2 separate regions of the Homo sapiens genome follow, and region 1 is linked to region 2. Evidence: read pairs that join two places in POLR2A ChIA-PET (ENCODE). Cell type or tissue: A673. All regions are shown on one strand. Each heading gives the region's core, and the rest is flanking DNA. Links, peaks and the distances in the headings are about the cores only.

Region 1 (8,337 bases), core at 243-8,242, 1.7 Mb after region 2:
TTATGAAGATCAACTCCATACATAGACAACTTTTTGGCATTCTCAAGAAACTCCAAGTCAGCCTGAGCTGGAGTCATGGACCTTTGATAGAATAAAAACATAAAATTCTTTCAGTGTTATAGTGTCATCATTTACAGTAACATTTATATATTCACTGTATTTTAAACACATGAACATATACATACCACTATATTAAGATATATTTCCTAGTCCTGAAAGTAGGTTATTATGGAACAGAACCCATCACTGCCTGTATCTAAATAATTAAAATATACCTTAGAAAAAGACAATGTGAGCAAACAAAAAGTCACCAAAAAGCTGCAAAAAAAATTTTTTTAATCCTACTAAACAATTTCCTTAAAGCTATTTCATCTATCATTAGTTCTGCCCCCTTCTCTTCACTCTTTTTCTCCGACATACATAAGCTCCTCCCGCTAATTTTTCTTGCCAAGGAGATGACCAAATTAAATCCTCAGAGGGCATGGTGTAATTTACAATATCCTCTTATAGCTGCCTTTTTCTCTCCATACCCCTGAATTGAGTTATGGAAATTAAACAAGAGGGCAGCTGATGTTACTTAACTGAGGACTCTTAATCGGGGCAGGCTTGATGAAAAGAAAATTTCTGGTAACAGATGGTGTCCTGCCCACTGATATAAACAAAATAAACTGGTTCACGGAAGCACATAGATAATGGGGCTGTTTTCTCTGTTATTAATATGTCTTCATTACCAGGCATATAATGAATTAGATTTGTTTGAAAACAGTCAGTCTCACTGTCTAAACACTCGCTGTGACAGTCTTTTCTTCTCCTCTATAAATTTCCCGTCTTTTGAAAAGTGTTCATGAGCTGTTATATAGAGCTTTCAAAGACAAAAATATCACTCCTAATGCTGCACAATTCAGACCAATCAAGTATAACTTAACAGTAACAATAATGCAGGCACATCCCCAAGGAAAAAACAGTAAACGCCAGTTTCCCATAAGACTGCCTCAAGCTACAGAAAGCTGCAGGGGTCTCTTCATTTCACAAGGAAAAGTCTCTTCCAAATCCATCTGTCTTTACCCTAATTAAAAGGACAAAGGATTCCTTGGAACAACAACCACCAAAATATGTATACAACAGGAGACAGGGTGCAGATTTGCTACTGATTTAGCCTTCATGAACAAACTTATTTTCACAAGCACTGAAGCATCACACCTAATTCTATTTATTAATGAACCTGAAATTGAAGATTAAAAAAAGGAGAATGGGAAAATTAGCCCCTTATGCAAGTCTGTATATTCAAGTCATTAAAAACATTTCAGGAAAGTTTTGTAGTTTTTAATTTTTTTCCATCTAAGTTACATTTTTTTCTAGTTAACATTACTCCTATTTTATGTTTCTGTTGTTGTTACTGTTATTGACGAGATGAATTTTAGAATTTTTTTTTTTTTTTTGAGACAGGGTCTCACTCTGTCACCCAGGGTGCAGTGCAATGGTGCAAACACAGCTCACTGCAACCTCCACTTCCCAGGCTCAAGTGATCTTCCCACCTCAGACTCCTGAGTAGCTGGGTCTACAGGTGCATGCCACCATGTCCAGCTAGTTTTCTTATTTTTCGTACAGAGGGGGTCTCAGTATGTTGCCCAGGCTGATCTTGAACTCCTAGGCTCAAGCCATCCTCCAGCCTCAGCCTTCCAAAGTGGTAGGATTACAAGCGTGAGCCACCACTCCCGCTGAATTTTAGGATTTTGAAGCTGGAAAGGAGCTTGAAGTTTAAAGAGTACAATAATTTCATTTTGCTGTTGAAGAAACAGGTTCTCAGGGATCACATTACCACAGGCAAGTTAGGACCCTTAGTTGAGACAGCAGACTTAAGTCAAAACTCAAGTCACAATACTTGGGCTGGAATCCAGGCTTCAGTACTTGTAAGTGGCCAGCCAGTGTCTCCCTCCATCTCCTCTATAAAACGAGAATCATAATAATGCGTATTTCTAGATACTAGGATAGGCAATGACTTTGTTTTTGCTGAATGAATGAATGTTACTATTGGGATCGAAATGAGATGATGGTTGTAAAACTGCTTTATAGACATGAATAGTTATTATTGCAGCCTTAGCTTTCTGATAGTCCAGTGGTTCATCTACACACAAATCATAAAATTAAGAGACACAATTTGGATCACTTGAATTTGAAGACAAATTTTAAAACATTAAGTAAAGCAATTATGATAAAATCTTCCCTATACTCACTCCTCCTACCCTACCCTAAGGGACATTAATAGGGTCAATCAATTTGAATACAGATTTAAATTTCACAGTATGTAGTTACATGCTTCTATAAATAAGCATGCTTTAAAAAATAAGGAGAGATCAGGCCTGGCGCGGTGGCTCACGTCTATAATCCCAGCACTTTGGGAGGCCGAGGCAGGCGGATCACCTGAGGTAGGGAGTTCAAGACCAGTCTGACCAACACGGAGAAACCCCGTCTCTACTAAAAATACAAAATTAGCTGGGCGTGGTGGCGCATGCCTGTAATCTCAGCTACTTAGGAGGCTGAGGCAGGAGAATCACTTGAACCTGGGAGGCAGAGGTTGTGGTGAGCCGAGATTGCGTCATTGCACCCCAGCCTGGGCAACAAGAGCGAAACTCCGTCTCACAAATAAATAAATAAGGGGAGATCTTTAAAACTTGTTAGTTGAAAATAATATTTATATTTGAAGTTTGGCTGATGTTTGCATTTAAAATTTTTTACCTAATTTTTAGCCAGGCTCAGTGGCATGCACCTATAGTCCTAGCTACTCTGGAGGCTGAGACAGGAGGATTGCTTGAGTCTATGAGCCTAGGCGACATAGAGAGACCTTGTCTCAGCCAGGCGCGGTGGCTCATGCCTATAATCCCAGCACTTTGGGAGGCCGAGGTGGGCGGATCACCTGAGGTTGGGAGTTTGAGACCAGCCTGACCAACATGGAGAAACCCCATCTCTACTAAAAGTACAAAATTAGCCGGGCGTGGTGGCACATGCCTGTAATCCCAGCTACTTGGGAGGCTGAGGCAGGAGAATCGCTTGAACCTGGGAGGCAGAGGTTTCGGTGAGCCGAGATTGCGCCATTGCACTCCAGCCTGGGCAACGAATGAAACTCCATCTCAAAAAAAAAAAAAATGTTGAGAGACCTTGTCTCTAAAAAAAGAAAAAGAATAATTTTAGCTGGGTGCAGTGACCTGTAGTCACAGCTACTTGGGAGGCTGAGGCAGGTAGATTGCTTGAGTTTAAGGCTGTAAGTGAGTTACAATCACACCTGTAAATAGCACTGCACTTCAGGTTGTTCAGGTTGCACAACATAACAAGGTCCCTTTACAATTCTTAAAAAAATGTAATTCTAACTTAAGAATTTTTTTTTTTTTTTTGAGATGGAGTCCCACTCCGTTGCCCAGGCTGGAGTGCAGTGGTATGATCTCGGCTAACTGCAACCTCTGCCTCCTGGGTTCAAGTGATTTTTCTGCCTCAGCCTCCCAAGTAGCTGGAACTACAGGCACCCGCCACCATGCCTGGCTAATTTTTGTATTTTTAGTAGAGATGGGGTTTCACCATATTGGCCAGGCTGATCTCAAACTCCTCACCTCGTGATCTGCCCAACTCAGCCTCCCAAAGTGCTGGGATTAAAGGTGTGAGCCAAAAAAAATTTTTTTTAAGAGACAAGGTCTTGCTCTGTCACCCAGACTGGAGTGCAGTGGCACCATCATGGTTCACTGCAGCCTTGACCTCCCAGGTTCAAGTGAACTCTTGGGCTCAAGCAGTCAGCCCACCTCAGCCTCTGAAAGTGCTGGAATTACAGGCATGAGCCACCATGCCCAGCCTTAAAATTTCAATTTATTTATTTATGTCAGTATGGACTCACGAATTTTCATTTTATTCAATGCAGTATATCAATTATTTTCCTTATCTATTTTGATGCTTAAATTGCCCCAGATTTGGTAGTGGGAACCTCTCCAAGCTGGATTCTGTGTCCTTCTGACCATTTCCCATCATTCTTCCAGTACTTCCTTCTGACACAATGTAGAGTTAGAGTATGTATCTGTGTATGTATCTACCTTTTTACATCTATATTTCTATATCTACCTATCTATATATTGGAAACCACAAGTTCACATTGAAGCCTCCAGTTTTAACGCAATATCCTAACAGGGTTCATTTTAGTTTCTCCCTTTCCATAATTTGTGTCTCACTTTACTGACAGTGAGAAACCTGGCTCCCATTACCCTGAATACATTGACTAATTTGATCAATCCCTCTGTATAATCATATAATCTCTCATTGCAGCCACAAACCCCTACTGTATGTGGATGTCCTCCTCACTCTACTTGAACCCTGAATTCCCCATTCTGGGCTACTCAGCACACGTGGATGTCCTCCTTACCTCACCAGGGTTCTGACTGCTGGTGTGGGACCATCTCTTCACCCTGCTTAGGCTTTGACACTGTGCATCAAGCACCACCCTGTATGGATGCCCTCCACATCCTGTGTAGGCTTTTCCCCCACATGGATGCCCTTCTTGCTCTGCTTGGCTTCTGAAACCCACCACCAGGTGCCCACACATGACTACCATCCTCATCCACTTGAGCTCTGACTCTTCATGCCAGGCTGCCCTCCAACCCACGGACCCACTCCTCACTCTGCTTAGGCCTCAATATCCCAAGCCAGACTGCCCCTCTGCATGGATGACTACCTTGCTCTGCCCCACCTAATGTTGCCAGAAAGCTTTATCTGATTATAAAAATCATACACATTCACTGTATAAAATTTGGAAAATATCATTAAAAGCATAGAAAATATATAATCTCACCACCCACAGACATCTGTGCATGTTAACACAACACATATATTTGAAAGATTAATATCACAAAATAAATTATTTTTTGCCTTAAATTTTAATGATCAAGGTTTTCCCTAAAATTTCCAAGACCTTTGAGCGTCATAACAAACCAGCTGGGAAGAGATTAGATACCTCTAAACCATTAAAAGTACTGTCTTGAATTTTTTCAGTACCACCTAATAATTTACTACTTGTAAGTACTGCAGCTTACAAAAGTACCTGACCAGGAAGCTCCGGCACTGGTTAAAGCTCATTAAAAAGAGAAGTTACAATAAAGTTTCCCTGCATTTATTTCAAGCAAGTGCAATCAGGATAGAGCTATTCGGTGTGTTCCAGTGTTATGTGACTCCCTTTTAATAATGTTTGTTATATCTCCTAATTAAGGATTGTGATTTCAAAGAATTAAGTGGGGGACAATAGACAAGTTTACATACCTTCCTAATACCAATAAATGGAGGGCAATTAATTTTAAAGCTTGATTTGCTAGTGTAAATTTAAAGTGTTAATTATAGCTTTAAAATCCCAGTCTGGGCAAAGGGCCACTACTAAGGATTCCATTTATGCAGGCTGTCTTCTATCTGAGAAGTGCTTGTACTGCACTTTCCAATGCATAGTAAAATGCATATGCCTCAGTGGAAGTTTCTTTGGATTAGTTAAAATGCCATGTTGTTGGACATAATTAAATTGTTCCTTTGGGTTTGTGAGGGTTGCAAATCTTTCCAAAAAGGAGCAAGTAAATTCCAAGATGACAGACTCCTAAATGTTCTGGTCACGGCGATCCATTATTGCTCAATTTCTACCACATCTCTAACAGAATATCAGCTGAACTATATCCATTTGTCCCTTGAGATTGTTTCACCTAATTGGGTTTACATTCTGATAAAGGTTAAAACTAGTTCTCCAAACCAAGACACATACATTCATCACTTGTGAAGTGAGGATAAGAATTTTTTTTTATTTATATTTATTTATATTTTTTATTTATTTATTTTTTGAGACGGAGTCTCGCTCTGTCGCCCAGCTGGGGTGCAGTGGTGCGATCTCGGCTCACTGCAACCTCCGCCCCTCCAGGTTTAAGCAATTCTCTGCCTCAGCCTCCGGAGTAGCTGGGATTACAGGCGCGTGCCACCAAGCCCGGCTAATTTTTTGTATTTTTAGTAGAGACAGGGTTTCACCATCTTGACCAGGCTGGTCTTGAACTCCTGACCTCGTGATCCACCTGCCTCAGCCTCCCAAAGTGCTGGGATTACAGGTGTGAGCCACCACGCTCGGCCTTTAATTTATTTATTTTTAGATGAAGTCTTACTTTGTCACCCAGGCTAGAGTGCAGTGGCATGATCTCGGCTCACTGCAACCTCCGCCTCCTGGGTTCAAGCAATTCTCCTGCCTCAGCCTCCAGAGTAGTTGGGACTACAGGTGCGCGCCACCATGCCCAGCTAATTTTTGTATTTTCAGTAGAGATGGGGTTTCACCATGTTGGCTAGGATGGTCTCAATCTCTTGACCTCGTGATCCACCTGCCTTGGCCTCCCAAAATGCTGGGATTACAGGTGTGAGCCACCGTGCCCAGCCAAGAATTATTATTATCATAGCAGATATTTGAACTCTCACTATATACTGTCATTGTACTAATCACTTTATATAAATTTTCTGATTTAACAATTAGAAAATTCACATTATTGCCCTTATTTTTCAGATGAAAAAACTGAAGCTTAGAGAGCTTAAGTAACTTACCAAGAGGCACACAGTTAACAAGGAATGGAGTCTGAATTTAAAGAAAGGCTAACTCCAGAGCCCAAGATTTTAACTATGGTGCCCTATTGCCCCAACTCAGTGGTTCTCAAACTTTTTTGATCTCAGGACCTCTTTATTCTCTTAACAATTATTGTAAAAATTATTGAGGACCCTAAAGAGCTTTTCTTTCTTTTTTCTTTTTTTTGAGACGGAGTTTTGCTTTTGTTGCCCAGGCTGGAGTACAATGGCATGATCTCGGTTCACTGCAACCTCTGCCTCCCGAGTTCAAGCGATTCTCCTGCCTCAGCCTCCTGAGGAGCTGGGATTACAGGCATGTGCTACCATGCCCGGCTGATTTTGTATTTTTAGTAGAGATGGGGTTTCTCCATGTTGGTCAGGCTGGTCTTGAACTCCCGACCTCAGGTGATCTGGCTGCCTTGGCCCCCCAAAGTGCTGGGATTACAGGCATGAGCCACTGTGCCCGGTCAAGAGCTTTTCTTTATGTGGCTTATAGCTATTTGTATTCACTATATTAAAATTGTTTTAACTAAGGAAAATTTAAAATGTTTATTAAATTTCTAAAAAGTAACAGTAATCCAGCCAAGCACGGTGGCTTACGTCTGTAATCCCAGCACCTTAGCAGGCCAAGGCAGGCAGATCACCTGAGGTCAGGAGTTCAGGACCAGCCTGGCCAACATGGTGAAACCCTGTCTCTGCTAAAAATACAAAAGTTAGCCAAGTGTGGTGGCAGGCACTTGTAATCCTAGCTACTCGGGAGGCTGAGGCACGAGAATCACTTGAACCAAGCAGGCGGAGATTGCAGTGAGCCGAGATCACACTATTGCACTCCAGCCTGGGCGACAAGAGTGAAACTCCATTTCAAAATAAAATAAAATAATGGTAATCCCATTACTTTTTAACATAAATAACATAATTTCTGAAAAATACCAATATTTTCTGAAACAGTGATGAAAAGGTAACTTTGCTTTACATATTTACAAATCTCTTCAATGTCTGGCATAGAAGACAGCTGAATTCTCCCAACTGCTTCTGCATTCAATCTGTTGCAATATATTGATTTGGCAGTATGTGAAGAAATCTGATCTCACACAGACATGTAGTTTGAAAAGGGGTGACTATGAATTTAAAACACTCTTTTTTCTTTTTTTTTGAGATGGAGTCTTGCTCTTGTCGCCCAGGCTGTAGTGCAATGGCACGATCTTGGCTCACTGCAACCACCGCCTCCCAGGTTAAAGTGATTCTCCTGCCTCAGCCTCCCAAGTAGCTGGGATTACAGGTGCCCACCACCATGCCTGGCTAATTTTTGTATTTTTAGTAGAGACAGGGTTTCACCATATTGGCCAGGCTGGTCTCAAACTCCTGACCTTGTGATCCGCCTGCCTCGGCCTCCCAAAGTGCTGGGATTACAGGCATGAGCCACTGCGCCTGGCCTAAAATATTCTTTTCTGGTATTACACTAAAACTTATCAATGGCAGTTTCTTTTTTTTTTTTTTTTTTTATTATATCAATGGCAGTTTCTTAAAGATAATTTTCAATGTGAAATGTAGAAACTTATCAATGAACTTTTTGTACTGTTACATTAAAATCCATTGGTCTATCTTGCATTTTGAATGGATCTTTTACCTGTGCATGATTTTTTTAACATTGTGCATTTCTAATCTGAAAAATACTTGTTCACCAAGTTATGAAAATCTTCCAAACCTTGATATAATATGTGTATAAAAAAA
Region 2 (8,337 bases), core at 148-8,147:
CTTGTCTAGTTGTCCCCTGCTGGTCCCCAGGCTCAGCATGGTGCCAAGTAGTGTGCAGTGGACGAATGAATAAGTGCAAAATCCTTTACCTTTTCCCTGACACTCACTCAAGTACGCACGCAGGGCAGGGGCTATATAGCAAATTGTACAAGGTTTACACAGCACCCACTTAGGACTGGAACTCCTGTTCCTGGGCCCACAGAGCAGTTCCAGAGAAGGAGAGGTGCCAGACCTTGCAGCGCAGTGGATGGAGGCTCTGGAAATGGAGAGCATCTGGGTTTCAACCAGCCTGGGCAAAAAAGTGAGACTCAGTCTCTACAAAAAGAAAGAAACATTGGCAGGGTGTGGTAGTGTGCACCTGTAGCCCCATCTACTTGGATGCTGAGGTGGGAGGATCCCTTGAGCTCAGGAGTTTGAGGCTGCAGTGAGCTATGATCGAGCCACTGCACTCTAGCCTGAGTGACAAAGGGAGGCCCTGTCTCAAAAAAAAAAAAAAAAAAAAAAAAGAAACAAAGAAAAGAAAGAAAGAAAAGAAAGTATTTCATTGTGGGCAGCATGCTAAACTTCTGAGTCTGTTTCCTTTTCTATAAAATGCTACTTCAGAAGCTATTTTCAAGAATTAGGAAAAAGAAAAGCATGTGGACCACTTAGCACAGAGCTGGAGGGCTAGGCATGTAGTAGACAAGGAAGGAATGATATTATTTAGGATGATAATGACGATTGGCCATGAGGGCAGGGGTCTCATCTGTCTTGTTCACTGCAGCATCCCTACGGCCTGCCCTGGCCTGGCACATAGTAGGTGCTCAGTGCATGTAGCCCCTAGACTCCACTGCCAGCAGCCTGAGGTCTTCTCTGTGCAGTTGGATGGATCCTTCCTGATCCCCCTCCCACCAGAGACAGCAGCAGACTCTCAAGGAAGGAGCAATTTCACGGGATTCTCAATCTCTCTTTTTCCCTTCAGTGCCGATCCATTTCCTTATTGGCTTCAGTGGCTTTGTGTGCCAGCTTGTCTCTGGCAGAGCTGGTGGCAAAATGACAGGGAGTCAAGGTCTTCATGCCCTTTGCTTCAGCTTTTATCCACTTGATTTCATGGGGCTGGAGCTGTAGCTGCCACTCAGCTGGAGAAATGTCAAAATGAAGTTAAATCACAGGATGCAGGCAGGTGACAGGAGAACACTTGTCACCCACCTCTTGGCTATCCCCCTGGTCCCAAGCCCTCAGCAGGGAGGGATCATTGTTCCCTGAGGGCCCAGCTTATTTTGTCTGCGCTTCTCCATAATCACAGTCTTGCAAGCAATTTTCTCGAGGTGAGAGCTGGCGGTGGCCAGGCACATGCACTCATAGGTTGTAGTTGGGGATGGCTGGCATGGCAGGCCTGGGAACTTTGTGTGAGGACAGCAATGGGGGTGGAGAACCCAGGGGAATGGACTAATCGCAGGCAACTGCTGGGCTGGATTCTCTTTTTAGTTTTTATTAGTTTTTTAAAATATGAAAGTGATGCAAGCTCCCTGTTAAAATTCAAGCAGTGTAGAAGAGTGTAAGGATTTTAAGTGTTTTGTCCCCCAAGCCCGAAACCCACCTCCTAGATGAGATACTGCAGATATTAATTAGAGTGAGCTCGCTGAATCATGCCCATGGGTAGACCCCTTCAGATTCACTAGATCCTTCAGTCCTGTCATCAACACTGCAAGGTAGATTCTGCCATTGTCCTGTTTTAAAGGACAGGTAATGGAGGCTCAGAATATTAGAGTGACCCCCAAGGCCACCCAGCTGGTTCCAGAGCAGGGACTGAACCTGGCTCTGTGAGTCTTCAAGGGTTCATCCATCCCGCCTCTGCCGCCACAGTGGTTTGGCATCTGTTGTTTTTTCCTAAGCATATAATAACTTGTCTTTCCTTCACAAACATGAGATCATACCCTAAGCATCATTTGCAGCTTGCTTTTTCATTTGAGAGTATTTTCCTATTTGGATCTGTCCTATTTATTCAGTGGCTGCCTCGTAATCTTTTGTCAGAGGCACCAGTATTTATTTAGCTGGTTCCTTCCCAGTGGATGTTTAGGTTGTTTTTCAGCTTTCTGCTATTACTGGCAATGCTGCAATACACATAATCCCCTGACTTTTTTTCAAATCCTAATTTTGATTATTCAAGTGCTAGATGCATATATTCTTTTTGTCATATAGTCAAACAATTTAGATAAAAACTTGCCTGAGCTACCCTCCTCCATATTTGAATCCCTTCCCCATAATAGCCATTGTTATCAGGGTGGCATATAATCCTTATAGACCCAATTCCTATGCATTTATATGTGTACATACGTATACATTTTTATTATGGGTATTTTAAAAAACATAATATCATGCAATATGTATTTTTGTGCATCTGCCTTTTGTTTTTACATTAGTAACATCCTAATCCTAGAAATATTTCCATGTCAGTACATATAGAGCTACTCCACTCCTCTTCTTCTTCTTCTTCTTTTTTTTTTTCTTTTTTTTTTTTGAGTTGGAGTCTTGCTCTTGTCTCCCAGGCTGGAGTGCAGTGGTGCAATCTCGGCTCACTGCAATCTCTGCCTCCTGGGGTTCAAGTGATTCTCTTGCCTCAGCCTCCTGAGTAGCTGGGATTACAGGCACTAGCAACCATACCTGGCTAATTTTTACACTTTTAGTAGAGACAGGGTTTCGCCATGTTGGCCAGGCTGGTCTCGACCTCCTGACCTCAAGTGATCTGCCTGGTTCAGCCTCTCAAAGTGTTGAGATTACAGGCGTGAGCCACCGTGCCTGGCCAATAACTACGTCATTCTTTTTAATGAGGCCATGTATCATTTCCATGGCATCGACGTGTCATCTTTTAAAAAATGATTTCCCCATTGTTAAATATTTAGGTTCCTTTCATTTTTTCCTCTCTATAAAAAGTACTGCAATAAGTACCTCTATGCATGTTTCACTGTGTGCACACTGGAGTTTTTCTCTAGTGTTGATACCCAAAAGTGGAATGGCTGAGTTGAAGGGTTTTCCAGGCCAGGTTTTGTCTGACCTGTCCACACAGTTGCAGAATCCTTGGGGTGTCTCTTTTCTGGTTGGAAACCTCTGTGGCTGGTGGCTCCTTTGCCCAAGTTTTGCTCGGGCCCTCTGGGCTTGTTCTGCCCACTTGGCCTGGCAGGCTCGGCTTGGCTCACGCTTCCAGCCTGGATCCCATGCCTGCCAAGGGTGAGCAAGGCATGGAGCAGTGAGGGGTGTGTGAGTGAGTGAGTGTGGGGTCTGGCCACTGTGCACAGTCAGGCACGCTGGCTGCTGCAACGGGGCAGGGAGCTCCAGGTACCTCTCTGCAAGGCTGCAGCTGGACCAAGTACACCGCAAGCAGCTTCCATGGCGGCCACTGGAGAACACAGTGGCACCCAGAAGCTTGGAGACTCCAGGAACTGCAGGGCCCCAAAGAGGGAGTCACAGCCCAGGCTTGGGGAGCTCCCAGGTCTGCGCTCCCTGAAGGGTCACAGCTCTTCTCTCCTTCTCTTCACCTGCAACATGATGAGCAAGGGGCATGTTTCAGCCCTGTTTGTGTTATAGCTCTTTCAGCCCTGTCATTTGGCAGGTCCTGAGTTCTTGTCCTGCGTCCAAGATGAATGAGATGCATGGACAAGTGGAGGGTGAGCAAGGTGAAGAGGAGCTTTATTGATTGACAGAATAGCTCAGAGGATGCCCTGGAGTGGGTAGCTCCTCTCTGCAGGCAGGTCGTCCTGTCATTCTCTGCAGCTCTCAGGAGAGAGGAGGCCCTGGAGTGGGTAGCTCCTCTCTGCAGCTGGTTGTCTCAATGTCTGCTCAGCTCTGGCTGAGCCCAGGGCTTTTATGGGCCTCAGAGGTGGGGAAGTCCATGCCAGTTGTTCCATGGGTGGCCATGGGCATACCTGGAAAAGGCACAAGTTCTCACTCCAGTACATGGGACTGGCAGCCTGGCCCCCAGCATTCAGGCTTTCCCTGAATTGAAGGTGGGGCCTCATCAGGGACCTGCCACCTTCTGTCCAGGAGCCTGTCTGCCTCCTGCTGCTGCTCATGGCACCCAGGCTGTAGGTGCCAAGGGGGCATCTGCAGGCCAGCCCTGAGCTGCCCTCAGCACCCCTGGCCCCATTGGCTTTCCTCCTATGCTCATTGGTGCCCAAAGTCCAGAGGGGGCCAAAGTGTCAGGGGGCTGGCATGTCAGCACTGCCCTAAGCATGTGCACACCCAGCCGGGCTGTGACTGTGCCCAGGCTTAGTGCCGACTTTGCTCTAAGATTGGAATGGGTGCTGACAGCAGGGGGAAGCCAGGCAGTGGGAGCAGGCATTTCCAACCCTGCAAGGACAGGGGCTGCCTTCCTGGGCCCCCAAGAGTGCAGGGATGCCAGGGTCCATAGCTGTGGTTTGGGTGGCTACAGCTGTGCCCAGTTTGGGTTGGGGTGCAGGGCTCCTGCTTGCTCCATGGAGCAGGAGACAATGGGTCTGCAGCCACAACTTGGGCTGCTGTGGCTGCATCTGGGGAGCTCCTGCCCCACCAACTTGGAAGGGGTGAGGCTCCCACTTGTCCCCATTTCCTGCTGGCACCATGGAGTGTGCAGTCCCAGTTGTGCCTCACTGCTGCAGCCAGTGTAATAGCAGTGGCTGCTCTAGATGGACTGTTGCTGCCATCAACAGGAGGAGTCTGGGGAAGATCTGGGTTGTGAGTTCCAGGTTGCTGTTTGCTGCAGGCAGCATGAGGCGAGATGGCTGAGGATCTGGCCTTTCCCTAATGGTCAACTCTCCGTGTCCATGTTCTTGGACAGCTCTTGGTGACACTGCCAACTCTGGGTAAGATTTCTTGGCTGTGTGGCTCTTTGGAAAGAATTGTCAGAACAACCCTGTGGGCCACCTATTGGGCCAGCCCCACACACCATTTGATACCCTGCCTCTTCCGTCTTGTACTTACTGGTGGTTGGATTGACTGATCCAGGTTGACTGGTAGTTTTGGTAGTTTCTCAGCCCATTTCTACTAGTTAGCCCTGGGAAAAGTTGGGGGAAGATGTGCATTAAGTTGTTCAACTACCAGCCATTGCTAGCACCTCCCTTATGCTAGGCTGGTGGCTCAGAAAGACCTCTGCCCTCAGGAGTTGCAGTTCAGTGTGGGAGATACGCTTGTACCAGCTGACAAGGGCTGTGACAAAGGTAAGTGCAGAATTCTAGGGGGATGCACAAGGGGAGTTCTGACAGTGTCTTGCAGGAGTGGTCCAAGAAAGTTCCTGTTATAGGTGATAACAGTGGTGTCCTAAAGAACAAATGAGTGCTTATACCTAGAACATCTGTTTGGTTTTTCTTTATGTGTTTGCTGGCTATTTGTTGCTGATTTTCACCCTGTTTACCGAGCCTCCTCCTTCATCTGGTAATGGTCTTTCCATGTTTATTCGGTCAATTACAGCTCTTCCGCCCCACTCTAGCCCACTTACATCACAGGGGTGGGCATGTGACCTAGGCCTGGCCAATCAGAGTCCTGCATCCCTAAGCCACAGTAACTGGTTCAGGATGGGCCAATCCAGGCTTCCCTGGGATTTTCTGCTGGAGTTGATGGGAGACACTTCCTTTTGCCTTTGGAGTCATGGAGCTCAAAGTAGATGCTTGGGATCACCTGCCCTGGCCTCATGGGGCATGCCCAGGTGCAGTGGGAGAAACTGAGGCCACTTTGCAAAAAGAACCAGACACAAAGAGGAAAGATGGGTAGAGAGAAAATCCCGGGGCACTAAGATCTGATTCTGGCAGACTTTTCTTTTACATCAGAGCCTCTTGTTCAGCACTGGGGCCAATCATCCCACTTCTAAAGGCCTCAGCTGCTGGACTGGGGTCTGTTGCTGTGGCCTGGAGTCCTGACAGATACTGGGAGTGGGCTCATGAGGTCACGAGGGCTCTAGATTGGCAAAAAGCAGGACAACTGGGTATGAGGGTCTCCTCTGACCCAGTGCTGACTTCAGTATCTTTCTATACTTGGTTCACTCTATCCTCTAAAACCCAAATTAAACACGACACTCTCTTTTAAAAGCTCTTCAATGCCTCCCCATTTTCCTTAGGATCAAGCCCAAACTCCTTAGCCTGCCATGCTGGGCCCTGCGTGGATTGTCCCTGGCCTGTCATCCCTCACTGACCAGAGCCTAGGCTCCAGCCACACCAGACTTCCTTCTACTCCACACCCAGGCCACTCCCTCCTCCCAGCCTTTGCACATGCTGTTCTTTCAGCTTGAAAAACATTTCCTGCACTTTTCTACCTTACCCTCACCTCCATTCTTCTTTACCAGGATGACTCATACTCCCTTTCCAGTTTAGAAGTAAATACCCCTTCCTCCAGGAAATTTTCCTGCTCTCCTTCTCTGAGCCCCCACAGCACAGCATCATCTAGCTCTATGGCAATTATTTAACAACTTGTTTCCTTCAATGGATTCTAGGCTCTAGGAAAGTGAGTTCACGTCCGCCTTGTTCATTATTGCACTCCAGCTTCTATCACAGTGTTAATGAATATGTGGGAAATTAATCAACAAATGAGCCCCAGTTCAAGGGGCAGGAGGTGTGGTGGAAACAACTCAGTTTTAGAACAAGACAGAACTGGGTTCAGATCCTGCCTGCATAGTTTATCTCTTGGCAAATCACTTCATCTTTCTGAGCCTCAGTGTCCTCAAATGCCCACCTGTTAGCAATTTAAAAAATATATTTTTTAAGATTTGGAGGTCTCACTATATTGCCCAGGCTGGTCTCAAACTCCTGGGCTCAAGCAATCCTCTAGCCTTGGCCTCCCAAAGTGTTGGGATTACAGGTGTGAGCCACAGCCCCTGGCCCATGTTGGCTATTATGAAAGACAGTGAGGGTGATAGTGTTTGGAAAACTCAAAAGTATGAAGCAAATGTTAAGCTTTCTTTTTAAAGTAAAGATGTCAATGACATCTGATAAACAGAAATTATTGTGACATATTGGTAGTGTTTTTCCACTTCAGATTGACAATAATAAATGCCTGAACTGTAAGGGAGTGGAAAAAGAAGGACGCACAAACCAAGAGCTACAACATGCCAAGGTCTGTGCTAAACAGGTTGTGTACGTAGTATTCATTTTCTCTGGAAACAGCTTCTGTAACTTTTACTGGAGTCATTGCTAGATATTTTATACTTGCTTTTTTTTTTCTGTTGTATATGGTGTTTTTTAAATTTACTGATGCATGGAAATTTAATTCAATATATATATTGATTTTGTATCCAGTAAACATGTTAAACTTCTTTATTGTTTACTTATCTGTAGATTATTTCACATTTTCCACATAGACAACCAAATAGTGACAGGTTTGTTTCTTTTTGCTCCTTATACCTTTAATTTTTTTCTTTCTAACTTTCCTAGCAGTGATACTAGCAGGTACCCTTGTGTTGTTCCTGATTTCAAATGGAAAGCTATGAGCTTTGTGTCATAATGTACAATGTAGGTAGGTTTTCATAGATGCTTTTCATCTAGCTAAGCAAGTCCTATTTAATTCTTAGTTAGGAGTTTACTCATGAAAAGATATTGAATTTTATTTGCAGCTATTAAAATGTTCATATGTTTTTTCTCTTTTAATCTGTTAATATGATCCACATTGATTTTCTGGTATTAAACCAACCTTACATTCCTGGGATAACTCCAGCTTGGTCATGATACACTTACATTGCTGCATTTCTTATGCTAATATTAGGTTTAGGACTTTTATACTTATGTTCTTGAGTGAACTTGGCCTGTAATTTTCCAGTCTCATATTGTTCTTGCCTGACTTTGGTGTCACGGTTTTCTTAACCTCATAAACTACAAGTGTGTTTGAGATATTAGATTTATTTCTATCTGGTGTGTTTAGAAAGCATATTATAAAACCATCTGGGCCCAGTGTCTTTGTGGGATGGTTTCTATTCCTAATCCAGCTTTTTAAATGGTTATATGATTGCACAACTTTTAAAATGTCTTTTTGAGTCAGTTTGCATAAGTCGTATTTTTATAGGAATGAGTCAGTGTCATGTGCTTTCAAATGTACTGTTATAAAGTTGTTCTGGATATGTTTCTATTTATTTATTTAATCTCTGTAGCTTCTATGACATGATCTGTTTCCTATTATTAATGCTGTCTCTTTGTGCCTTCTCTTGCTGTTTATGTTTTTCTTTTCTCATTTCAGTCATGTGTGGGCCTTCTCTTTATTTAGTCTTTTCCAAGAACCAGCTTTTGGCATTGTTGATCTTGTCTATTGTATGTTTGCTTTACCTTCTCTATGCCTTAGTTTCCCCATCTATAAAAATAGGGACAGTAACAATATGCATTCCTTATACTTGTGAAGATGAACTGA

What was found. Peaks named below come from ENCODE experiments on the same cell type or tissue, not always from the same donor. Only the 100,000 strongest peaks of a DNase experiment are listed, where the experiment ranks them.
Region 1: POLR2A ChIA-PET joins it to region 2 with 13 read pairs; 2 of 35 experiments call an interaction of 5 or more read pairs at or near these places.

What each region holds. Positions count from the first base shown.
Region 1 is chr1:29,022,144-29,030,480 of GRCh38, reverse strand. EPB41 (erythrocyte membrane protein band 4.1) reads right to left here. Exons shown (of 21, transcript NM_001376013.1): 8 at 1-81. Among named protein-coding and RNA genes, the nearest start is that of TMEM200B, 98 kb to the left of the region's middle. In A673, for the core only: no CTCF peak of the experiment used is centred there; a DNase peak (open chromatin) is centred at 590; H3K27ac peaks cover 2,293 bases.
Region 2 is chr1:30,675,545-30,683,881 of GRCh38, reverse strand. No RefSeq gene overlaps it. Among named protein-coding and RNA genes, the nearest start is that of MATN1-AS1, 39 kb to the left of the region's middle. In A673, for the core only: no CTCF peak of the experiment used is centred there; no DNase peak of the experiment used is centred there; H3K27me3 peaks cover 1,034 bases.